Regions from separate parts of the Homo sapiens genome. Here regions 1, 2, 4 and 5 are each linked to region 3. Evidence: chromatin contacts called from ENCODE Hi-C or POLR2A ChIA-PET data. All regions are on one chromosome and are shown on one strand. The core of a region is the stretch at or near the end of the contact, and the rest is flanking DNA. Distances in the headings are between cores, read along the strand shown. Region 1 overlaps KLF7 (KLF transcription factor 7). Region 2 overlaps PARD3B (par-3 family cell polarity regulator beta). Region 3 holds the start of INO80D (INO80 complex subunit D). Region 4 has its middle 170 kb from the start of ICOS. Region 5 holds the start of FZD5 (frizzled class receptor 5).

Evidence for each region. Hi-C counts contacts between places; a loop is a spot of excess contacts on that map. ChIA-PET counts read pairs that join two places held with the same protein, here RNA polymerase II (POLR2A). Pooled maps may share reads with other maps.
Region 1: a loop to region 3 is called in a pooled map, with 11 times the contacts of the local background. The contact joins the enhancer-like site here to the promoter of INO80D in region 3. A Hi-C loop is called at or near these places in 4 of 50 pooled maps.
Region 2: a loop to region 3 is called in a pooled map, with 5 times the contacts of the local background. The contact joins the enhancer-like site here to the promoter of INO80D in region 3. A Hi-C loop is called at or near these places in 3 of 50 pooled maps. POLR2A ChIA-PET finds 5 or more read pairs at or near these places in 2 of 52 experiments (activated naive CD4-positive, alpha-beta T cell and naive thymus-derived CD4-positive, alpha-beta T cell).
Region 4: a loop to region 3 is called in a pooled map, with 8 times the contacts of the local background. The contact joins the enhancer-like site here to the promoter of INO80D in region 3. A Hi-C loop is called at or near these places in 5 of 50 pooled maps.
Region 5: a loop to region 3 is called in a pooled map, with 8 times the contacts of the local background. The contact joins the promoter of FZD5 here to the promoter of INO80D in region 3. A Hi-C loop is called at or near these places in 9 of 50 pooled maps.

The regions. Positions count from the first base shown.
Region 1 is chr2:207,141,651-207,146,297 of GRCh38, forward strand. The region is part of intron 1 of KLF7 (KLF transcription factor 7); the gene reads right to left. Among named protein-coding and RNA genes, the nearest start is that of KLF7, 22 kb to the right of the region's middle. RefSeq lists an enhancer at 632-1,133. Within about 2 kb of position 2,206, at least 30 of the 41 ENCODE cell types and tissues checked have a DNase peak (open chromatin) inside an H3K27ac peak, as active enhancers do.
Region 2 is chr2:204,967,737-204,972,732 of GRCh38, forward strand. The region is part of intron 3 of PARD3B (par-3 family cell polarity regulator beta); the gene reads left to right. Among named protein-coding and RNA genes, the nearest start is that of PARD3B, 420 kb to the left of the region's middle. Within about 2 kb of position 3,620, at least 2 of the 41 ENCODE cell types and tissues checked have a DNase peak (open chromatin) inside an H3K27ac peak, as active enhancers do.
Region 3 is chr2:206,084,680-206,089,335 of GRCh38, forward strand. It overlaps INO80D (INO80 complex subunit D), which reads right to left and starts at 1,495. Exons shown (of 11, transcript NM_017759.5): 1 at 1,222-1,495. It overlaps INO80D-AS1 (INO80D antisense RNA 1), which reads left to right. Exons shown (of 2, transcript NR_186084.1): 1 at 1-69; 2 at 1,278-2,825. RefSeq lists silencers at 226-520, 422-471, 512-711, 732-901, 982-1,191 and enhancers at 1,242-1,531, 1,258-2,077, 1,582-1,631, 1,642-1,751.
Region 4 is chr2:204,106,588-204,111,382 of GRCh38, forward strand. No RefSeq gene overlaps it. Among named protein-coding and RNA genes, the nearest start is that of ICOS, 170 kb to the left of the region's middle. Within about 2 kb of position 3,235, at least 13 of the 41 ENCODE cell types and tissues checked have a DNase peak (open chromatin) inside an H3K27ac peak, as active enhancers do.
Region 5 is chr2:207,768,656-207,773,213 of GRCh38, forward strand. FZD5 (frizzled class receptor 5) reads right to left here and starts at 1,251. Exons shown (of 2, transcript NM_003468.4): 1 at 610-1,251; 2 at 1-339. The coding sequence starts at 84. RefSeq lists silencers at 2-61, 472-531, 872-1,551, 3,608-4,083 and enhancers at 2,102-2,151, 2,316-3,136.

The sequences.
Region 1 (4,647 bases), core at 956-3,455, 1.1 Mb after region 3:
TCCAATTGTTTCAATGTTGGCAATGAGTATTAAAAAGTTAGAGTGCGTGAGACAAGCAAAGGGCCCACAGCTGCCAGTCTGAGCCTTCTGTTTCAAATGAAAGCAGAGGCAAAAGAAAAAAACAGAGGCATATTTGGGCAGTTCTTTCTTCCCTGTGGATCCAAATTATGGTATAACTGTCTCTTAGGGTAGTTATCAGCTGGAGAACCTTAAGCCTCACGTCCCACAGTTTCCCTAAGAAATCCCTTATTTGAGGAGAGACCCAGCTGAAGGAAATAATGATGAGCTGCACTTTCATTCGGCCCTGCTCAGCTCCTCCTGCCCCGCAGTACTCGGCTGGAATCCCTGCTCTCAATAAGAATCTTGTCACAAGAATGAGAAATCTGTAGAGAAGGCACCATGAAATGTCAAGCAGGAAGAGGCAAGAGCTCTGACAAATCCAATGAGCCTTGAGGTCTGGCACCAAGCTTTAAACTTCTTTTGGGCATAATCAATAGCTGCTCAATAAATACTTCTTCAATGAATTTTTTAAAAATCTTGATTAGGAGCTACTATTATTTTTCATTGCATGCTCTTCACTGAGGTGACTGGGAGATTGGTAGATTTTGCCCAATAAGATAATGAATGCCTGGGGAGAAAAAGCTCTGCTAAGATAAACAGGTGACACCTGTTTGAACTCTGATGGCCTTTCAGGGCAGGGTCTGTTATCTTGTACTTCTTTCAAATTAATTCAACAGTTATTTACTGAGCTTCCACTTTATATAGGACATTGTGCTGGAGACTTCAAGCGATTCTAGAGCTCAATATCTGCCTACAAGGTGCTCATGGTATCACAGGAAGAGAGGGATAGAAATACATGCAATTCAAGATAACACAGCACATGCGACTAAGCACTAGGCTGAATGAAGTGGTATGGCAACACAGAGAAGGAACCCACTCACTCTCCCTGCAGAGGTCAGTGAAGGCCTTGTGAAGAAGTCACATTTGAAACAGACCTTGGCAAATGAGTGAACTTTTGCCAAGTGGAGAAAGGGAACAATGACATTCTAAAAAGTGCACACAGTGTGAGCAAGGGTGTAGAGAGGTGAAAGCCCCACTGTGTGTCTGGAAAAGGATGAGCAGTCTAGGATTCTGATGAATGGGGTACACATTACGGAGGAGCAAGAAATGCATGCCCTCGGGCCTAAAAAATGTCTTCTATTTTTGGCTGACAATTACATTGGTGGTTTGCTCTGGGTTAAGCTTTGCCAACGCACTTCTAAAAGGCAGTAGCTGTTTCTCTAGATCTTCAGTGATAACTCAGGGAAAGATTAAAGAGCTCAAAAGATATTAGTGAAACCCAGTAGCCGTATTAATGTTGCCCAGTGATATTCCTGAACCTAAATGTCAAAGAAATCATTCAAGGCATTTTCTTTTTCAGACTGATACTCCCAATTTAGAAAACAACACAACAACAAAAACATAACAAATCAAAATGAGGACAAAACCCAAAAAGATGGAAATAAATACTATCAAAAAAAATCTTAGCTAAAATACAATGCCACTGGATTAAGCACAGAATTAAACTCATCTCTGATTTGCCTGGTAGCTGAAGCAAAAAGATCAACAATGAGTTAGGAAATTCTCATCATCAAATAAAAGAAACGTCAGTTCCTCAGAGATCAGTTGATCTTCACACGTAAAGTTTAAAGTAAAAGGAGGAGGAGGAGAAGAAAATGAGGAAGAGGAACAAAAGAAATGACATGAAAAAAAAAAATCCCTCCATTTACCAAAAAAAAAAAAAAGTTAAACTGTTTCTATTTAAAACCCTCAAGTATTTTGTCAGTTGAGGGAACTGAAGGTTCGGAGTCTGGGTATGTTTTTCTGCTTTGTAGCCTCTCTCTGTTGATGTTTTTCTGGCTTTCTAAGCAAAAAGGAAACCTCACCCATTCCTGTAGACATGCATTTATGACCACATTCTCCTGGCCAGTAACCCTCAGTGGCTCGTGGAGGCTCTCTCAAGGGTGGCATGTCAGGCAAATGGATTTGGCTATGGAGCTACTGCTTCTGTGGCTACTACTCAGATTCAACGCAGGCGCCTTCAGCGAGGGCTCCAGGGCAAGGCTCACTCATTAAGGACAAAATGTGCAGGCACATTTGACCTTTGGAAATCCAGCCCTGGTCTGAAGCTTCCAGATTCAAAACAAAAGCTTCAGGGCCGGAAAGAGAGTTAGAGGAGGCACACTTCCTAGCTTGGGGCCCATCCCCCACACATTCCCCCTGTGACTGAGAGGCTCACAAAACCAATAGAGCAGCATTATTAACTCTGCAATATCATAAGAGAGGGCTTCGCTCTCTGCCTTGGTGGAGAGAGAGAGGCCAGGGGAGGGGCAGGCTGGCTCCAGGGGAAAGCATGCTTCATTAGAGTCTTAACTCAAGGGAGGCAACTGCTTGTGTAAGCGCAACAGATGAACGCAATGTAGAGAGGCTCCCATAAAAACCCTGGCCCTGGTCTAGGAGTCGTCACAGCGGGGGGGAGAAAAAAAAAAAAAAGCATAGCTAGACTGAGCAAAGGCTGGGTGGCAGAGAGCTGTCATTTGGCATAGACTTCCAAAATGCCAGCAAGTGAAAAGTCATGTCAAGGGACTAACCTAAGGCAGAAGTTTTAAATGTGTCATACAAATGGGATGCTCCTTCATCTGCAGTCACAAATTTTAAAGCATCCACTGTCAATCATTTTTCACTCTGTTTTCTTGGGTTACCGACAAGTACCCAAATGAACACTTATACATTTTTTCACCAGAACGAAATAATAGCTCTACTTCATGAAAATGACACCACCAACCCTATCCTTGTGTTCCTTCTGATTTGCCTAGGACTCCCACCCAGCTGGGTCACTGTTTCCCTCTCATAGGTCATATGACCCAAGCCAACTGCCTCTATCACCAACTCCCATGATACCCAATGAACACAGGGTGGCTCAGTCTTCCCCTTTCTTTGAAGATCTGTGCTGGTCTTTCGGTCATCCTGCCACTATCCCCAAGCAGCTTCCATATCTGTCATTTCAGGGCAGCAAATCTGCTGACATTAAAAGTAAACCAACTAAGTTTTCAAACACATCTTAGTCCCCAAATCCTTCCTCCAGTCATGCAGATCAAGTAAATGTCTTATCTTTATGAAGTCGTGGTTGGCTTCAGCTTCTCCAATTCTGGCGTTTGATTCTAGATAGAAGGTTAAGTACCCCCTGTTGCACATCAGACTTGCATCAATTCAATCCATTTGCTGTTAAAGAAGCATCACACTTCCCAGAAAGGTTTTTTTCCCCTTTAGCCACATACCAAGCCAGAATCAGACAAATGCAGCCTGAAGTATTTTTAGTTATTATTCACATTTGTCAACAGGGACAGTGACAACTCACCAGTCCGTTCTGGGGCAGAACTTAAGGAATGGAACTCTCGTATCTATATTGTAAAAACGAATTGCCACCACTGATGACCATAACTACCTGCTGCTTACATGTATACAGACTTTGTTAGGAAATACTGTGCAGTAACGTATCATTAAGACCTTACTGGCAGGCTCAGTCAAAATCTCTTATTTGACATGATTTAATATGTAACATGGAAAGACCCAATAACTTTTCCTATTCTTCACTCATTTTTTTCCAATGGAAGAAATACTACAAATACACTAAGAAAGAAGTTGAGAGTTTCTTTTAATGAACCTTTAAACAATAATACATCTATTCAACACTGGCAATATACCTACTATATAAAGTATGACAACTTTTTTGCTTAGCAAGATGAAAATTACAGGTAGATACATGGATGGGAAGTTATCAAACCCAAAAAGAGACTAATCATAAATGAAATACAGGTGTCAGTTGTAAGTGTTCTCAATGTCTGTTCCATTTTAGATTCCTTTTGAGTGGTAACTGTAAACTTTCAGGAAAAGTTTTTGAGAAGAATATTTTTGGGAAGATGAGTAGAAATATTCCTTCATTATGTCAGATGTGACTGTGAATGTCACTAAGGAGTATTCTTTCCTGGCACCCTAATCTTTCCCTTATTTCCCAATCACAATTTAAACTTCTGTGCCTATTTATCTTCCAGGTCCACCTCTAGACTTTAAGTTCCACAAGAGCATGGGCAATGTCAGGTTCACCACTGCATCCTCAGCACCTAGCACAGTGTGGGGCACACAGAAGGACCCCAGGAAAGGAAGAAAGAGATAAGGAATGAGGAAAGGAAGGAGAAGGGTGGAGAAATTAAGTGAATGAACTAAAGAAAGAGAACCAAAAAATCACCAAAGAGAAATAAATTATAGCGATGAAATTGAGCATTCTCTACTTCCTTCTCAAGAGTTGCAATGGTTTATTATGAACGAGTGTGACCATTCTAATGTCTTCATCCCTTGCTGATGGGTGATGGACCCTGCTCCAGCAAGGGCCAGTCAACTGCAGGACTACAAGTAAATAACATTCTGATATAAAGTGACCAACAGGCAAGTGGACAGGTGAATACATAAAGCACAAAGCCCTCTATGCAGCCAGGGTGTTTTTGAGATTCTCCTGTTCTCATCTCTTCATACATATCACCCTTCCTTCCATTGAAGCTACCATGTATATTCCCCACATTCTCTCCATTTTCTCTTGCAGGTTACTTTGGG
Region 2 (4,996 bases), core at 2,370-4,869, 1.1 Mb before region 3:
TCTCCACCCATTCTGTTTTCCTGTTGTTGGCTCCGGGGCAGGATGTGGCCATAGGCTGTGCACCTCCAGATGGAGAGATGTGGTTGGCAGTAGAGGCAGTATTGATGGCACTTCTGGGAGTGTGACCTGGCTGTCCTGTCTGGTCCACCCTGAAAGCCTGCTTAGGTGAAGAATGGGAGGGGCGGTGAGAGGAGTTTTGCAGCACCTGTGCCCCAGCAGTTCCTCCTAACAGGGTGCTCATGAAATGTCAGCCATTGAACCCAGGCCCTTCATCTCCCTTCCCCAGTCAGCTAGTGTAGCCATTGGAACTGGTTGTACTTTTCACAGCTCATTCACCCAACCTGGTACAAGAGAAATAGGGCTTAATTTTTTACTGGTTTTCTCACTCTTAAGGCCACTTTCTTAAGAAAATAGCAAATTTAATCTTCATTGGCTTACATTGCTTTTCTTAATTAAGCAGACACAATTCAACAAATATTAGGAATCAAGAGATTTTTGTGATTACATCACATTGAGCACCCAAAATTTATGTTTTTCTGGAATCTGATATCAAAATATACTCAGTGTTCAGTATAATTTTTATATTTCTTTTTCCAACACAAGATAACCATCAACAATATTCTGTTAAAAACCAACAACCACCTTCTCCATGTAATGCATACAGAGGTTGACTCCTCCCATTCTTTCTTTATCTTCCAGGATGTAATACTTATGCATGCATATTCATATTCCCAGGCCCTTCATGATCTAGCTGCTTCCTCTCTGCCCACCTTTATTGCTGGCCAGTCTTTCACAGTCACCTTAACTTGCAGCCACTGTGAACCACTTGCCATTCCAAATTTACCACCTTCAAACCTCTGTGCCTTTGCAGATACTGTTCTCTTTAGCTGGCTCATTCCTTTGTCTCTTTACTGTATAGTGAACTCATATGCACCTTTTAAGTTCAAGCTCAAATATGACCTTCTTCATGAAGCCTTGTCCAAATCTTTAAAACAGTACAGTAGGCTTACAGTAAGTATTATTTCTTAATTCTTCATCTAACAATCAAGGGTTACAAAGACGAACAGCAGAAATCTACTGACATAAAGGGGTTCATAGTCTCATGCCCTATAAGCTGATGGGGTATATATTTTTAATTCGTAAGATGAGTTTTAAATCAAGTGGGCAACCACATAATTCCAACCTCATTCATCTAAATTATTTCCTATCATTTATTTTCTAATGGATTTTCTAATGTAATGCTGAATGACTGAACCCTGGGGATTCAGCCCTAAGTAGCAAATCACTTTCACACTTTAAGATTCTGTGGCTCTGAAATCAGCCAAAGCATGTTACCATATAGTACAGAGATTGCTGGCCTGAGAGTTCATTTAAATGATGAGATGTGGTAACCAAAATCCCAGGCGAAATTGGAAAGAATCATATTCACATGATCTATTTGGACTTAAAAATTTATAGTTCGAGAATTTTCCAAGTCTTCTCTGTGAAACCCCATGGTTCTTCTGAGCATGTATTAGGGTTTCAATGGATGCTTGATTCTAGTTAATAAATAACATTTATTGAGCGCTTAAGTTCTAGATGCTATTTAAATTTGTTCATTCTCCATCTTTGGACAAATAGGATTGGTTATGCTAGTGTGGAAGAAAGGGTGAAGAAGTCTAGAAAGTAGCCAATAAACAGAATCCCAATGCTTATCTACCCCAAAACCTCACCTCCACTCAAAAGATGTATGCATGCCTCAGAAAAACGTTTGTGAAATGCTGACCTAGAAATATGCAGTTCCACAGAATTTTATAATTAGCAATTGTGTAGGTAATCGATATTATTTTACAAATGAGCAAATAAAAGTTAAAATTCAATGTGTACTCTGATGTTGAATAAGGAACTAGAACTGGAACCCACATTTCTTGGCTTCTAGAACAGTGCTTGTTCAGTTGCATGACTTTTTAAAAATTAATTGTAGATTTCAATTATCCATATATTTTAGGTACTATATGTGATAGCACCTCACATCCTTTTGGAATTGAGTAGAGTGTAAATTAATAAATAGATACTATGAATAGGTATAAATCAAAAGCTACTGAGAGAACAAGACCAGGAAATGGAGGTGGAGAAAATGTCTTTTAAATCCTATACATTTCAGAAATGAGTTTGCTTCTGTCTTCTTATCTTCTCATCCCGTGTGTGTGTGTGTGTGTTTGTATGTGTAGGAAAGTTCCACTAAAACCAATATACTAATGGGATCCATAGATGTGGGGTTTTTTTTAATAACGTGGATATTTTAATAGACTTTCTGATTTTTTAAGTATGTACATATAGGGCCATCTGTAAAAAAGACAAATTAGTGAGGAAAATTATTTTGAAGTTTAGGAGGGTGGGAGTCTCCCGGTCCTTCCCCTGACTAGTCCCTACACTGCCTTCATGATTAGTACCTGACCACCTACTGTTCCATAAGAGGCTTTTTGTGGCCATAGATCAAGGTTGGCCCAACCCAATCTTTGTCCCTTGAGAGTCAGTGATATGGAGCTAGTTCTAGACCCTGCAGTATTTGATCTAGCTGTGTGATCAGGATAAGTCATTTAACCTATCTCTATCAGAACCAACTTTTTCCAAACAAAAAATAAATCAGGACAAATTTGGGACACATTCTAGCAAAGTAAAAATTGAAAACCAAGGCTATCCAGGTCACTCCCTGATGTGTCACCACCATATCTCCCTGGGCCACAGTTTCCTCATCTATAAAATAAGCTGTCCTTTCTCCAATGGGCCATGATGGTTCCTTGAGTGTTTTATTAATACCAAGCTGAGTTTGAATCCAACTCCATGCCTCTGCCAATTTCCCTGCTATGGCCCCAATTAATTAGTAGTTTTTTATTTTGTACCTTTTGATAATTTTTTTCAGTACTTCTTGATTGAAATTTGCTAATTTGGGTTCAAGCTTTCATGGGAAAATATTTATTTAGTTAAATTATTTTAGCAATGTAATTTAAATAGTTTTTCAGGATAAAAAGTACTTTAAACTTGGCTGTTACCATGCTTGTGATCTAGATTACCTTGATATAAAGTAATCTAAGTTTGGAGTTGAAGTGGTATTAGCTTTATTCTCCTCTTGTGTGTTAAACTTTGAAGATGAGCTACTTTCTATTTGAAAGTGATTCTTGTTTTTGAGACTTGAAAGCTGAAAGGTGCCTCAGATGCTTTATTGTTTCCATGTGTGTTTGTGATTCTTCAAAACCGAAATGGAAATTATGATTATGTGTTTGTTATAATATCATTATTTTCAAAACACTGAGTTCTCTTTCTTTGCAGTGGTGTTCAGCAAATACTGTGTAGCTATAGATTCCTGTTGAAAATTGTGACCATTTTCTATCTGATTTTGACTAATTTACTGCATAAAGGAAACATATGGGAACATTTTTCTCAATTTTTAAGCAAACCAAATCCCTTTATGGCGCTGATCTTCAGGAAAACGTAAAGAAAGGGGAAGTTTATTCCTTTAATTAGGCTGCTGTGTGTAAGTAGCTGCTGTGCCCATAATGTGAGTTTAAGTATTGGCATCTGATCCTAGACAAACACACTCACACCACACACATAGCAGAACTAAAGCTCAGGGATGGGTTATGCTTCTGATGAAGCCTTTGAATTCTGACTACAAAGCATATAAGCATGTGAGGGTTCCTTGTTGTTGGAAGCTCTTTGCTGTAGGCTGTGAAACCCAGAGTTAAAATTACCCAGAGTTAAAATTGCGTAGATGAATTCATAAGTTACAATTTGGTCATTGAGTTTCATCCTGTTTGTTTCCTGTTGAGGCTGATTATTCAAAAGTTAGCAGTTATAGAATAGTTTTTCTTTCTTTTTTTTTCCTTTCCTTCCCTGGGAGTCTGTTTTTTTTTTCCCCCTCCATGAAGGCTTAAATGAATAATGTTGTAATTAGCTATGGTAACCTTGCTAGGGTGTCATCAATCAGTCATAGCCATATAGTCAACAAAGTGTGTGCTTGCTTTCTGGTGTGACTATAACTAAATCAGGACTAAGGAGGCTATAGTGTTTCTAACCCATTTTGAGCACCACTCTTTTGCTACTGTTGTTTTGTTTTAATTTTTTTTTTTTTTTTTTTGTAGCAATGGGTCTTGCTATGTTGCTCAGGCTGATCATGAACTCCTGGCCTCAAGCAGTCCTCTTCCTCAGCCTCCCAAAGCATGAGCCACCACGCCTTGGCTGTTTTGATTTTTATTTTAGATTTTGTTTTCAGAGTAGTGAAAAAGTAGCTCTGTGGAAGAATGTCACGTTATTCATTGAATATTTAAAATTAATACTTTGTAAAAGGGCCAGTGGTACTAGTTAAAGAATAAAGTCAATACCTAAAGACAAGTAGCCCCTAAAAAATATTAAAAGGTAATTACCATATGGGAGTAATTTTTGTTTGTATTGAGTAAAACTATGAGCAATATTTTAAATATACAATTTTGAATATGCCTGGCATTACCTCCTTTTGCAGATGAATATATATAGGCCTCATAGTTGATCACTTCCTACCATTTTGTTAAAATAAAATGATGAAGTTTGCTTGAGAACATGCTATAGTTTTATAAATGCATTTTAAATGAGATATTACTTATTAAAATTATATAGTGTTACACTTCAGAAAAATAAAAATTACCACCATCCTAACAGAACTTGTATTTTCATTTTTTTGTTTTATATTCAGTTAACTTTTGTATTTTAGTCTTATTTCAATTTTCTTTTTTTTTCTACCTGCTTCAGTTACCCTTTTGTCTCTTTAATTTTGTGTGCTATATCTGATGGCTAAGTTTAGCAGTTAAATTTATACTAAGTTGGTTGTACTCAAATAAAATAGAAAATTATTAAAAGGAATTTACATGTAACCATTTAACCAAAAATATAAGACAGTACATAAAACCAAGCTCTCATTTTTGTCCTTTTTCCAGCTGTATTTTCTAAGTTGATTATGTGACCTCTAAAAAAACAGAGTTCA
Region 3 (4,656 bases), core at 245-2,744:
ACATCTTCCTCTCCGCCGGAGCTGTCCAGAAGGGGGATTTTGGACCCAAAGGAATCGGGATGAAAGGGGGTGGGTACTCAAGCTGAAAATAACACCCCCAGTTGGTGGGGTAAGGGCTAAAAAAGGCAATAGGGAAAGATTGTCCGGCAGAAACACCACCTGAGTTTACCTCCTCCTTCCCACCCCAAAAACCCAGTCACTAACTAATAAAGCTAAGAAAAGCCCCTTGCAAACTTTTCCAAACCGGAAGAGAAGGCCCTCTCCCCAACCTGGGGGGCTCTAGGGGGAAGGGGCTGGAGTTAGCAGCCCCGAATGGGCTCGCGGGGAGTTGGGTGGGGCGCGGGCGAGGGGTGCAGGGGCGGAGTACCTTCTTCAATGGACAGGAACTGGCAAAGAGTTTCAAAATAGCCGAGTGCGCTCCCCCACGCCCTGGGGGGTCCCGGGCGCTAGGACCAGGGCTCCCCGGAGAGACAGCGGCCCCCAGTTCGGGCCTAAAAGGAAACTTTCTGGGCCGCGGCTGCACCTGACTCCTCACCGCCCCTCCACCCGACCCCACGCCCGCCAGGCCGCCCGCCCCGCCCCGCCCCGGCCTGGCCGTCCGGAGCGCGGAGGAGGGGGATAAATAAATTCAACTCTTACCGGAATCTGGGGGCCGTCTGCGAGAGACCCGGGGGAAGGGGAGCCGGGCGCCCATTCCCCACTCCCCACTCCTAGGCCCTGACGCCCCTGTCCCGGCAGCCCGGGCCTGCCGCCCCGCGGGAAAGCCTCCGGGCCGGCGCGGGATTCGGCCCAGCAGCGCCGCCGTCCCACCCGGAGACCCCGGGGGACTCGAGGGGGCGCGCGGAGGCCCGGGGTGCGGGGGCAGGGCGCGGCTGCCGTGGGGCCTACCGGCCCGAGGCCTACCGGCGCCCCCCCCTCCCGCCGCACACCCCCACCTGGCCCGCGCAGGCCGCTCCGCTCGCCCCACTCCGGCTCCGGCTGGACCCCTGCCCGCCCGCCGTCGCCGCCCGCGGGCGCCCCGGAGGCCCTCAGGCCCCCGGCCTCCACCACCCGGGCGCCGGCCCCACTCACCCTTTCATTCTCCGCCCGGGGCCTGGCGTGGGCCGGCGAATCCCCGGCCTCACGTAAGCGCGCTCGCCGCCCGCCCAGCCTGCGCGGCCCAGCCCGCCGCCCTACGGGAGCCCGGGGATGTGGGCCGGGCCTGGGGCCGCCTCTGCTTACCTTTCAGCTGCTTTTTTTTTTCTCCTTCCCCCCTGTTCCCTCGGCTGGGCTGACAGATCAGAGTGAGAGGCGCTGGCAATGGACTAGGAAGCTCGGCTGCCGCTGCTACTGCTCCCCCCTGGGCTCCGGCGAGAGCCTTTCCCTGTCAAGCAAGAGGGGTGAGGATCATATTTTTATTTTGGAAACTAAAAAGTGCTCCCAGGGTCGGTGATTATTAAGGGGAAATCCCTGAATATACTCTCCAGCCAAGAAGGCAGGGCTGCCGGGGCTGTACAAGAAGAGGCAGCAGCCTCCTACAGCACCACTACAGGCACTGCGAGGACATAACACCAGAGAGCTGCTCCTCTGCCCTCCGAAACGACAACTTTCCTACCATCTTGGAGGCAGAGCAAAGGGGGGCCAGGGGGAAAAGTGCACCCGCTCCCGATAAAGTACAAATTTTTACTTCTCATCTCTGGAAAAAAGTCCACACCGGCCGTCTACACCCGCGCCTGGGGGAGAAAGCAGGGAAGAAACGGGGGGTGCATGAGAAACGTTTTCATTTGCTCCAGGGGGAAAAATGTTTCTGCATCTTCTGATGGAAAGAAATCTTTACAAGACACAGGTTTTCCGGTGGTTATTGTTTTTTATTTTCTGTTTTTAATTTTTTTCATGTTAGTGACAGTGATATTTTAATATTTTTTTAAGCCAGTAATAATTTTTCTCCATTACAGGGCTAAGTTCTGTGGCTGGTGGTCAGTTTGTAAATTTATACTTAAAGAGACTTAATAGTAACTTCATTTATTTGTCTGGTTATGTTATTGTATATATAAATATTTATGTTTTCATATATTGCATATAAAAATTTGTGTTACATGTTACTCTCAGAACAGATTGCTGTAAGACAATTGTAAAAAAACATGTCTTTCGTCTGTTTCTCAAAGCAATGTAAATAAAACCTATGGACTGTCCAGAAAGGCATGATACAGTGTGTCATTTTCCACAGTGCAGATAAAGGCAGCTATCACTGGGGATTTAAAAACGGCCCCTGTTTCTGGAAATTCTGTTATGCTGCCCATACAGAAAGGATACAGTAAAACTGGAAAGAGATTTTAAAGACAGCCTTAGATTTTTCTTGAGGTAAAATAGCTTATTAAGAATTATATCCGGGCATTTAATTTTTTTATTTATTTAGATTCTTTAAACTCTAGCTAGATCTTTGGTGCATTACACATGTTGCTATCTGCTTTTTGTGTCACAGAATTGAGAAATGTGGCTATTTTTGTTAGTTATGTTAGTTCAGAACTTCCAATGTGCTGCCAGCCTGTATGATAGACTTTTTGTATATTGCAGTGGATGTCATGAATTTACTTTTTTAAATGAGCAAAGCTTACTAGATAAATGGGATCAGAGTTAAACAATGCTGTTAGCACAGAGGTGAGAGGGACAAAGGGTACCCATTTACATCGATTCCAATAGAACGCTTATTGGAGGATAAATTGCAGAGACATTTTTCTATTTTTGTGAAGAAAGAGAAAAATAATAGAAAAAGAACCGACTATCTTTGTATGTTCTACTGGGGATGATGATTTAAATCTTGTATTAAAAGTTATTTTTCTAACACATGTTGACTAACCTGGCAGGAATGAATTTGTTATATTAGTGCCCTGAATCAGTAGAATATTTAATTTCTTTGTAAAATTTATTACACAACATTTAGAAATAACTTCCAAATTTAGAAATTGTCCTGATTTAAAAGTGAGTTCATGTAATGCATATATCGGATATTTATTAGTTTCTAGCTGAACCTTATCTTTATCATATAACTTTGAATATAGTACTTACCTAAATATTCTGGATTTTCTTTTTTTTTTTTTTTTTTTTTTTGAGACGGAGTCTTGCTCTTTCGCCCAGGCTGGAGTGCAGTGGCCCGATCTCAGCTCACTGCAAGCTCCGCCTCCTGGGTTCACGCCATTCTCCTGCCTCAGCCTCCCGAGTAGCTGGGACTACAGGCGCCCGCCACCACGCCCGGCTAATTTTTTCTATTTTTAGTAGAGACGGGGTTTCACTGTGTTAGCTAGGATGGTCTGGATCTCCTGACCTCGTGATCCGCCCGCCTCGGCCTCCCAAAGTGCTGGGATTACAGGTGTGAGCCACCGCGCCCGGCCTATTCTGGATTTTCTTCTGTGGTTTTCTTCCTCTTTGTTTGGTGGAAAAAGTTAAGTAAAATTAACTGATTCTCATCATCTTGGAAACCTCAATTGTGAAGCTATGTTCTATTTACAATATTTTTTTTAAACATTTAGACATCAAACACATTAGTTATCACAAGGAAAATCCCTTAACTAGACCTCTGGCGAAATTGAAAAACATGTTTTCTAACAACTTATTTTTCTTTATATATGACATGACTTTATAGATATGTTTTGAATTTTTCAAGAAATTAAAATGTGATCAGATTCCATGGCTTATGTCTGTGATCCCAGCACTTTGGAAGGCCTAGGTGAGAGTATTGCTTAAGCCCAGGAGTTTGAGACCAGCCTGGGCAACACAGCCAGACCCTTTCTCCAAAAACAAAAATTAAAATAAAATGTGCTTGTTTGCATTAAGCTGGCTGCACCCTTTTTTGCAATGCCCCTTGTGACCAAAGGAACTTGTCTGTCAGTGGATAGGGCTATGCTGCATCAGCTTAGCATTTCAGTGCTTTTCTCTTTATAAAGTTTGACTTCTGCTTAGCTATAGTCTATGATATTTATCCATCAATTGAGCAAAATATTCAAGACTTGAGGCCAGGCACAGTGGCTCACGCCTGTAATCCCAGCACTTTGGGAGGCAGAGGTGGGTGGATCAACTGAGGTCAGGAGTTTGAGACCAGCCTGGCCAACATGGTGAAACCCTGTCTCTACTAAAAATACAAAAATTAGCTGGGTGTGGTGGCAGATGCCTGTAATCCCAGCTACTCTGGAGGCTGAGGCGGGAGAATCACTTCAACTGGAAGGCGGAGGTTGCAGTGAGCTGAGATTGCACCATTGCACTCCAGCCTGGGCGACAAGAGTGAAACGCTGTCGCAAAAAAATTGCTATGTCTGATTCATAGAATCTGCAAATGCTAACAAAACTACTGATATAATTTTTTTTTTTAATTTTTTTTTTGAGACAGAGTGTCACCAGGTTGGCCAGGCTGGTCTTAAACTCCTGACCTCAGGTGATCCGCCTGCGTCTGCCTCCCAAAGTGCTGAGATTACAGGTGTGAGCCACCACACCTGGGCTAAAACTACTGATATAATTTGAGGAAGCTATTTTTTTCCCAATAAAATTTCCACTACTCAAATTTGGCTACATTATTGAGCACTTAATGCATCTTTATGACCTTATTGGATACTTTTCTCTATGTTTTCTTATTTAATTCCTGTAAGAGCTCCAAAAAGTATTACATTTTTCTTTTCTTTTTTAAAAA
Region 4 (4,795 bases), core at 1,985-4,484, 2.0 Mb before region 3:
CTTTCATTCACCCAGTCTTCCAAAGCTATTTGTTTGTTTTTTGAAACAGAATCTTGTTCTGTTGCCCAGGCTGGAGTTCAGTGGCACGATCTCAGCTCACTATAACCTCCACCTCCCAGATTCAAGCGATTCTTGTGCCTTGGCCTCCCGAGTAGCTGGGATTACAGGCATGTACCACAACACCCCACTAATTTTTGTATTTTTAATAGAGACGGGATTTCACCAGGTTGGTCAGGTTGGTCTCGAACTCCTGACCTCAAATGATCCTCTCATCTCAGCCTCCCAAAGTGCTGGCATTACAGGCATGAGCCACTGCCCGGCCTCCAAAGCCATTTGTTTTGTTTTGTTTGTTTTGCTAAACAAAGAGTTTAGCAAAAAGGACCAGAATATAACAGCCAAATCTAAATTTTTTTTAAAAAATACTAGTAACAAATCAATAGCTCTTATTAGGAAAGTCGATAAATGTCAGCCAGGCTCACAGTGACTAGGACAGAGTTAATGAACTTACTGTCCATCCAAAGGGTCATCCAGAGCCTTACTGTCCTCACACTCAGCTCTATATGCGAGGTGCTTGACAGACAACATCTGGTTAGTTAAAATAAATAATTTTAATTTCTTATAGATTTAATCAGAGACTGGGTCTCGCTATGTTGCCCAGCTGTTCTCGAACTCCTGGCCTCAAGTGATCCTCTCATCTCAGCCTCCCAAAGTCCTGTCATTACAGAGACGAGCCACCGTACCTGGCTATTACTTAAATAGTAAATTCATTTGGCATTGCCATTTGGTGCTGATGACCCTCTTCAGAGTCTCCCCAGTATCTGCCAAGTTTCCAGACAAAGTCACAATCACAAGGGCATACTCTGAAGAGGCTGTTTATTCGGTACAGATCTTGTGTATTTTTAATCACAACAATTTTCCTTTTATAAAGAAATCTCATTTGACCTCTAAATAGGCCATCATACATTTTATATTTTCTCTGAATTTCTTCTTGGGTTGGGATCCGAATAGTTTTCATCAAGGGTGGATTGCAGTCTTCCTAGGTACATCTTTTTTTTTTTTTTTTTTTTTTTTCAGAAGAGGGTTTACTAATTTTATCAGGTTCTTAAAGAGGTCTGGGAACAAAATAAGGTTTAGGATTATTGGTTTTCCAGTCTCTAATTCTTACCTGTTACCTCTAAGTCCACTCACTATCTTGATCCTTAACTGCTTCCCCTCTTGGAAGCATCTTTGGTCCTTATAGGTTAGTACAGGTTTTTTTCTAGATTTCTGATCACCACCAATCAGAAAATATTTATAAATTATATGCTGAAAGATCTGCAGAATCTTGCAAGCTTTAAAGACTATAGAATGAAATACTCAAATGCTGTATTCTTTTCTCATGTCTGATGAAGATACCTGTGCCATGTATTTTTTAAAATCAAAGTTAAGCCTGCGCAGTTGGGTTCAGTTTAGCTACATGAATTGTTCTAACCCTCATGTTGAAGTCAAATGGTTTCTTCAATGCATTTTTTTTCTGATAAAGAATAAAATAGTGTATATTTTGTAATACCTAGAAAAGAAGTTTTAAAATGTTCTCAACACAAAGAAATGATAAAAATTTAAGGTTTAGATATCCTAAATGCCCTGATTTGATCATTACACATTGTATACATGTATGAAAGTATCACATGTACACCAAAAATATGTACAATTATTATTTATCAATTAAAAATATTTTTTAAGAAGGCAATGAGGTCTTCTTATTTTTCCTTGTAGCCTCAGTATTGACTATGACCACTGAGAAAGCCAAAATCCCCACTCATTCACGGAATGTGGGGGTGGGACCAACCCCCCGAGAATTTCCCTAATCTTCCTCCAGGTGTCAGCACAGGCCCACTCATCTTCCCTCCCACCCCACCCCCTCCTGTCCATTCATAAAGTGGAGGGTGATTTGTGGTCTGCCTCACTGTGATTGTAGAGGAAAACAGCCATCTTTGCTTGTCTCTGCACTAGATTTGTTTTTCTAATTTCTTTTTACTTGAAGGTTTACCAGCTGCTTTATTACCAGAGCGAGGCTTCCTTGCAGTCTCTTTTCTTTTTCCTCTCCCCCTCTGTTCCCCTCCTTTTTGTTCCTAGAGACAATCAGTGTCTCTGGTCCCAGCTGCCACTGCTGATTTTTCATTACAGTTTAATTTAAAACTGGGATTGGAATGGAAATGTCTTTTTGCCATTTGGGGTTTGTGAGGCCTGTGGTTTTATTGCCAAAGGCACAAATGTTAGTTACTACTGTTTTTCCAGAGTTTGCTGGGGAGGGTGAAGGGGTATAGGAGAGTAGGAGGGAAGAAAGACAGACTGACCTAGTGGAAGTGGGAGGGAAACTGGAGGGGGAAATCCCTCTTTCGGAAGGCAACTTTATTCTGCGAATTGTTTTGTTTGATGTTTTGAAGAATACGAGTTGGGTCACGAGGAGGGAGAAATGGCGTAGGATCTCCCCAAATGTGTATTTATGTAGGCTAAATATTTGTCAGCCCTGGAAATGAGATGGCTGAGGGAGGGACGATCACACAGACACAATTTGGAACTAGCACCAATGTAGAGAAAATGGTTTTCTTTTTAAGTAATAGTAACGTCTGTGGCTGATTCACTTGACCACAGCCGTAAATGGGAATACCCAAGGAAGGACTAAACGGTATCTAACCTCAGAGGAAACAAGCTCTACATGTTTCTATGCTCTCACCTAAAAGGAGACATCAGGCATCTATCTGCACTAGCTTCTGTGTTCTCTCTCCTTTTATATTTCTTGGACTCAAGTCCTAGGATTTATTTACAAGCCTCCCTCCAGTCGTATCCCAGTCCAGCTACACAATTAATGTTTCCTATAATCTCTTAGAAGGTTCTTAGTGAATGATTGTTTTGATCAGATTAAAACTAAACAGTCTGCTAAAATTGATGATGTTTTTACCTATCTAAGTGTAAAATTAAGAAGGAAGGACATTCTTATTTGAAAGTAATCATGCAGCAGGCGGTGGAGAGAAGCTGAGGCATTTGCACACCTTGATTTCAATATTTAGCACTGACATTGGAGGCAGTTGTTTCCTGGTTGGGGAGGAATCTACAGAAACCGGAATGTCTTATCTGTCTTGCTAAAAACAATTACTGTCTCTCCTCCCAGCAAGAATCCCGCTCCTCCTGGATACACCAGTTTTGGATGTCAAACCGAATGCTCCATTATCTCTACAGATCGCGCTGACTCTTCACACTGTGGAACATTTCAACCTCCTCTCCAACTGGCCTCAGGCGGCTGTCGGACTGGTGAACTTGTCTGGGGTAAACACATCTCCCTGTCACAGAGCAGCCCAAAGACTCAGCGTGCTTTGCGGGTGCTTAAGGCCTTGTGCTGCCAGTCTGCACATTTTGTGTGCTCTTGGTTAATCGGGACATTTTATCCAAAAGCACATTTCGGCCAGGCTTCCTCTCCTGCAGACTCACCCCCATCCACTCCTTCCCCACCTGTCTAGGGTGTTCTGTTTCCCTGCTGCAGGGCGGAGGGCAGCGGTCCAGGAGCCCCACAATCATCCCCAGTTTCCAAAACTGTTGTGGTTGCCTTTGCAGTTCACACGGACATTCTAGTGGTTGGAATTTGCTCACAGAAGACATTCTACTAATAACAGGGGAGATAGTTCTCATTTGTCTAGTTCAGAGTTCATAGCACACAAAGGGGGAAAGAAAATAATAATAATGGAAACCGTTTTAACCCCACCAGCTGCCCCGCCTCCATCACAACAACAGAAACAAGAACAACAACGACAACTCCCTCACCCTGTGCCCTGTGTGGTTAACTCCAACACAACCACAGCCCCCGTGCCGGAAGCTGTGTGTGGCTGAACGTCCCGATGTGATACTGAAATATGTGTAGAGGAAATGCCTCTTCTGACCCCTCAGTGAAGCTTGAAACTTGAAGGAGCTGATTGACATTTGAAGAAAGCAGCTATTTTTGTGTGTGTGCAATTTTCCCGGATGAAGAAAATTGTCCAGCTCTCCCTCTCCGTTGCTCAGCCCTCCCCCAGAGGCTACATCTCATACCAAGCAGTGGGCTCTAAGGGCAGGTCTGCTTGTGCTGTGAGGACACAGGTGACGTCTTTAAGGACCTTCTTTCCTGCTCCAGTATACCACATGTTGTGGTCAGCTCCCTGTAAGGCAGATATTGCAGCCACCTTTTCTTTCCAGGTTTACCAAAATAAATGCAGGGGGAACTATGGATGGAGCATTTTTTGCCCTGTTTGACAGGAAAGTGGCTGTTTGATCTTCCTTTGTGCTATAGGAATCTTCAGAAATCTCTTGGAAAATCTCATAAACCTATGTTAGTGGCCACATATGGGATCCATTAACTCCTCATTTCTGCTTGTTCTTAGCAAATTTTTGTCTGGTGACAACATAAAAACTTTGGATTGTTTTTGTTTTGCTTCACACCAGAGAGAACTCTGTTGACTGGCTTTAGTTTTGAGAAAATATTCAGCAAAAAGCAGACCGGGTTTGGAGTGAAATAACTAATTCTAAGTAAAGCTTGGTGGAACATTTGGTTCATGAGGAAGTAGGGGGACATTTTTCTTCTTTGGGTTTCAGGGGGATTCCAGAGTTGCCAGTGTTCTGGGAAGACGTCTCCTTTTCTGATGAAATTGAATAAGAAATCCGGGCTTTCTTCCTATCTCCAACTATGTGTATGGTGTGATTTTGGAATAGTGGAGTGGTCTCTCTTAGTTTCTCAATGTTTGTTTTCTAAATAGAGGACAAAGCAGCAACATACTCTTTTGCAAGA
Region 5 (4,558 bases), core at 1-2,500, 1.7 Mb after region 3:
GGACGCGGCGGCCGCCCGGCCCACCAGCTGCGCTAGGAGCAGCAGCAACAGCGAGGGCGGCGCGGATGGGTCAGGCCGAGCCATCGCCCCCTCCCTCCCCTCGCCTCCAGCAGCCCGCGAGGGACGCACACAGGCAGAGGAATCCGGGCCGGGGCTTCTCCCTCCGGCGTCTCGTGTGTGGCGCCGGGGCTGGCAACCTGTTGGTTGCTTTTTCCTTTAAAGAAAACCGTCCAAAGATAAACTGCTTCGGGAAGGCGCTGCCTCCGCTGGCAGCGCTCCGCTCCTCGCCGGATAGGGCTGGGGAGAGACGGTTAGGGCTCGGATTCCAGGGAAAGGACTCTTTAAAAAAGAAGGGGGAGAAGAAAGATTGCAACCACTCCCTGTTGGAGAGGCGTCAACAGTTCGGTCCCCGCGAGCTGTCTCCAAATCTCTTAAGTTAACCCCTTTCCTTTCCTCCCCGCTCCGCCTCCTGTAACCAAACTACCGACTCCCCCACCCTCTCTTTCCAAGCTGGGCCCTTCAGGCAGTGCCCGGAGACCAGAACCCTCAGCTTCCCGGAAAAGGGCACAGGAAACGGGAGAAGAACAGGGAGAAAGGGAAGGTTCTCACCTCCACGGATCCCGCCGAGAAGAGCAGACAGTCCCCAGCCAGCCTGGGTCCTCCGTCCCTGGGTCACTCCGCTGAGAAGCGCGACTCAGAGCCGGGCTGGCGCCCGGAAAGTTTAGCGACAGGCTGGGTACCCGTGGCAGCGGCACATGGCAGCAGGTGGGGGCGACTCAGAGTGGGGGGCGCCCCCAGAACAGGGGCGGCGCAGGCCGGTCACTCGCCCTCTCCTCCTCGGGAGCCCCCCGCATGATCCAGACGGAGCCGGGCAGGGGCAGGCCGTGCGTTCTCCCCGGGGCCGGGAGCCGGACGGAGGGCGAGCGCGCCTGGCAGCACCTGGGCGGGAGGAAGGCGGGAGGCGGGGGCCGTGGGACCCCGCCGCCTCACAGCACCGCGAGCAGCCGGCGCTGGCCAGGCCGGGACTGCATGGTGAGCGCCGGCCGCCGCGTCCCGCCCGCCGCTCGCCTCCTCCCCTGCAGGGGGCTCCGCGCTCCAGTGGACTCCTGGGGGCGGTGGCGACGCTCTCGGGACGTGCCCTGCTCGGCTCCTCCCCCGCGCTCTCGCACCCTTTCGCCCACCTCTGGCGAGCACGGAACCGCGCGCGGCGGCGACCACAGCGGACTCACGGCCGCAGGCTGGCTGCCCTCTCCCGCCCCGCCCGGGTCACCTGCTTCTAATGCCCGCCGGGAAGCCCCGCCCCGGCTCCGCCCCCTCAGGCCCGGGCGCGGTTGGTGGGCCGCCTCGCCAAGCTCTCCGCGCGTCCCCGCCCACTGCCCCGCGGGCTCGGCCTTTCCCCCGGCGCCCTCTGGCCCCGCCAGGAGCGGGCAGCCAAGGAGCGCTGACCAATCGCGGGCCTGGAGGAGATGGGGGCGGGGCGAATGCTAATCATGCCGCTCTGGGCACCCGGGCGGGAAGCCCTTGCCAGAAGTCCCTCCGGAGTTCTCTGCCCGCGCCCTGGGTGCAGGACTCGCTCCTGTAACTTCCTGGCTTATGCACCTTTGCTCCCAGGGCCCCTGCCCTTTCTGCCTGCAGCTAAGCGTCCTTACAGAGTTCAGTGCTTCTTTGAAAGAACTGCTCAAGGAATCACTCTTAGGCGTGGCTGTCTCCCTTCCGAGCTGTCTTGGAACTGTGTGAAAGAAGAGAGGATACTTACTGAGCCCTTTACTGTGTGCCCAACAAAGTGTTAATCGGTTACATCCTTTTTTTTTTTTTTTTTTTTTGAGACGAGTTGTTCTGTCTCCCAGGCTGGAGTGCAGTGGCGCGATCTCGGCTCACTGCAACCTCTGTCTCCCGGGTTCAAGCGATTATCCTGCCTCAGCCTCCTGCGTAGCTGGGATTACTGGCGCCCGCCACCACGCCCAGCTAATTTTTGTATTTTTGGTAGAGACGGGCTTTCACCATGTAAGGCTGTTCTCGAACTCCTGACACCGTGATCTGCCCGCCTCGGCCTCCCAAAATGCTGGGATTACAGGTGTGAGCCACCGCGCCCGGCCCGTTTACATCTTAAGACAAGATCTCACTCCTTACAACAATTCTGAGGCAGGTACTTCCTACAGGTGAAGAAACCGAGACTGAGACTTGGCCAAGGCAACCGAGCTAATCATAGTTCCCCCAAGAAAGGGCGACCTCGGCAAGCAAGTTCACCTCCGTATTCCGATCACCTGGCACATAGTAGCCGCCCAAATGGCAACCCTGGGATTCGAACCCAGGTAGTTGGTCAGCGGCACTCACCATCGTAGCCGCCCCTCCCCCCATACTATCGCAGCCTCCCTGGCTTCGACCTTTACTTTTGCATCTCTTAACAAAATCTTGTTGTGACAAGAAAATGGATTTCTTTCTGCCTTTAGAAGACCCAGAAAGATGTGAGTCCTTTATTGGTCGAGGTTTATAATCCCAGGCAGTTCCGAAGTCGCCCGCAGAGAGAAGCGATACCGACCCAGGGTTCTGTGCTGGGCAGGGCGCCGGCCTCCCCGTGCCCTTCCGTCCCCGGCTGCCTGCTGCTAAGCCGCGCACTTGCGCGCCGCGGGGGGTCGGAGGGCGCACCGATGGCGGGGACACGGCGGCGCTCTTCAGTTGCGCAATTATGCTACAAGTTTTAAATGTCCTAAAAATGCCTCTTTTCTATGTGTTGTAATTAGATTGGAAGACTGAGGTATTTAGCATACTTGAAATACATTCACACGCCTAGGAAGAGGGTTTAAATTTTTTCCTTCTCCCCAAACTTTTCCTTCCACTGGGCAAAGGGCGAAAATAGGCAAGAGGGCCTGGGGACACTTGAAGGGATAGGGACTGGACTAACTGGACTAGATCCAGATCAACCGCGGGTTACTGTCCATCTCCTGTGCTGGATCCCATTGGCACAGGTTGGAAGAATAAATTGCGGAAGTGCCACTCCCCTCCTGCGTATCAACAACGCTTTGTGGGCAATAATGAAGAACACGTGTGTTAATCCCAGCCTCCAAGTTAAAAAGGAACAAATATCAATCACTTCGCGGATATCAAAACTATTAATAAACGTTTAAAAGGCCGGGCGCCATAGCTCACGCCTGTAATCCTAACACTTTGGGAGGCTGAGGTGGGAGGATGGCTTGAACCCAGGAGTTTGCAGACCAGCCTGAGCAACATAGCAAGACCCCCAACTCTAAAATACATAATTAAATAAATGAATAAATATACCTTACATCTTTCTTTCTCTGGAATTCTACAGGTGTTCATATTTTATCTCTTGTGTTTTGGAATTACTTGCCACTCTGGGTCAGGAAGCATCCCAGGGTTGAAAATAGTGGGAGTTGAAAAGCTGTGGGCATAGCAGTGAGCAAGAAAGGGAAGCCCTCAGTGGAAAGTATGTGCAGACTATGAACATGCCAAGGGAGGCCCATCTCATTCTGTGCTCTTTATGCAACGTGTGTATTACTGGGGATGGACAAGTGTTGGCTAATAATAAAAATTATTTGAAGTTGGAGAATGTTAATCACTCACACTGGAATTTAGCCAGAATATTTGTGTTATTTCACACGGTTCTGTCAGAGGCATTTGAACCAGAGCGACTCCATCTTGGATAGGGACTGGGTAAAATAAGGCTGAGACCTACTGGGCTGCATTCCCAGGAGGTGAAGACATTCTAAGTCAACAGGGTGAGATAGGAGGTCAGCACAAGATACAGGCCATAAAGACCTTGCTGATAAAACAGGGCGCAGTAAAGAAGCCGGCAAAAACCCAGCAAAACCAAGATGGCCAGGAGAGTGACCTCTGGTCGTCCTCACTGCTTATTGTAACTTAATTATAATACATTAGCATGCTAAAAGACACTCCCACCAATGCCAAAGCAGTTTACATTTTACAGATGCCATGGCAACCGTCAGGAAGTTACCCTGTATGGTCTAAGAGGGGGAGGAACCCTCAGTTCCGGGAATTGCCCGCCCCTTTCCCGGAAACTCATGAATAATCCACCCTTTGTTTAGCATATGATCAAGAAATAACCATAAAAATGGGCAACCGGCGGCCCATGCCGCTGCTCTGTCTATGGAGTAGCCATTCTTTATTCCTTTCCTTCTTTTTTTTTTTTTTTTTTTTTTTTTTTGACAGTCTTGCTCTGACGCCCAGGCTGGAGTGCAGTGGGGGTGCAAGCTCGTCTCACTGCAACCTCTGCCTCCTAGGTTCAAGCAATTCTTGTGCCTCAGCCTCCCAGGAAGCTGGGATTACAGGCCTACGCCACAACACCCTGCTATTTTTTGCATTTTTAGTAGAGTCGGGGTTTCGCCATGTTCACCAGGCTGGTCTGGAACTCCTGGCCTCAAGTGATCCGCCCGCCTCGGTCGGACTCTCAAGGTGCTGGATTACAAGCATGAACCACCTCGCTCGGCCCTTTCTTACCAAACTTGCTTTCACTTTACTCTATGGATTCGCCCGGAATTCTTTCTTGCATGAGATCCAAAAACCCTCTCTTGGGGTCTGA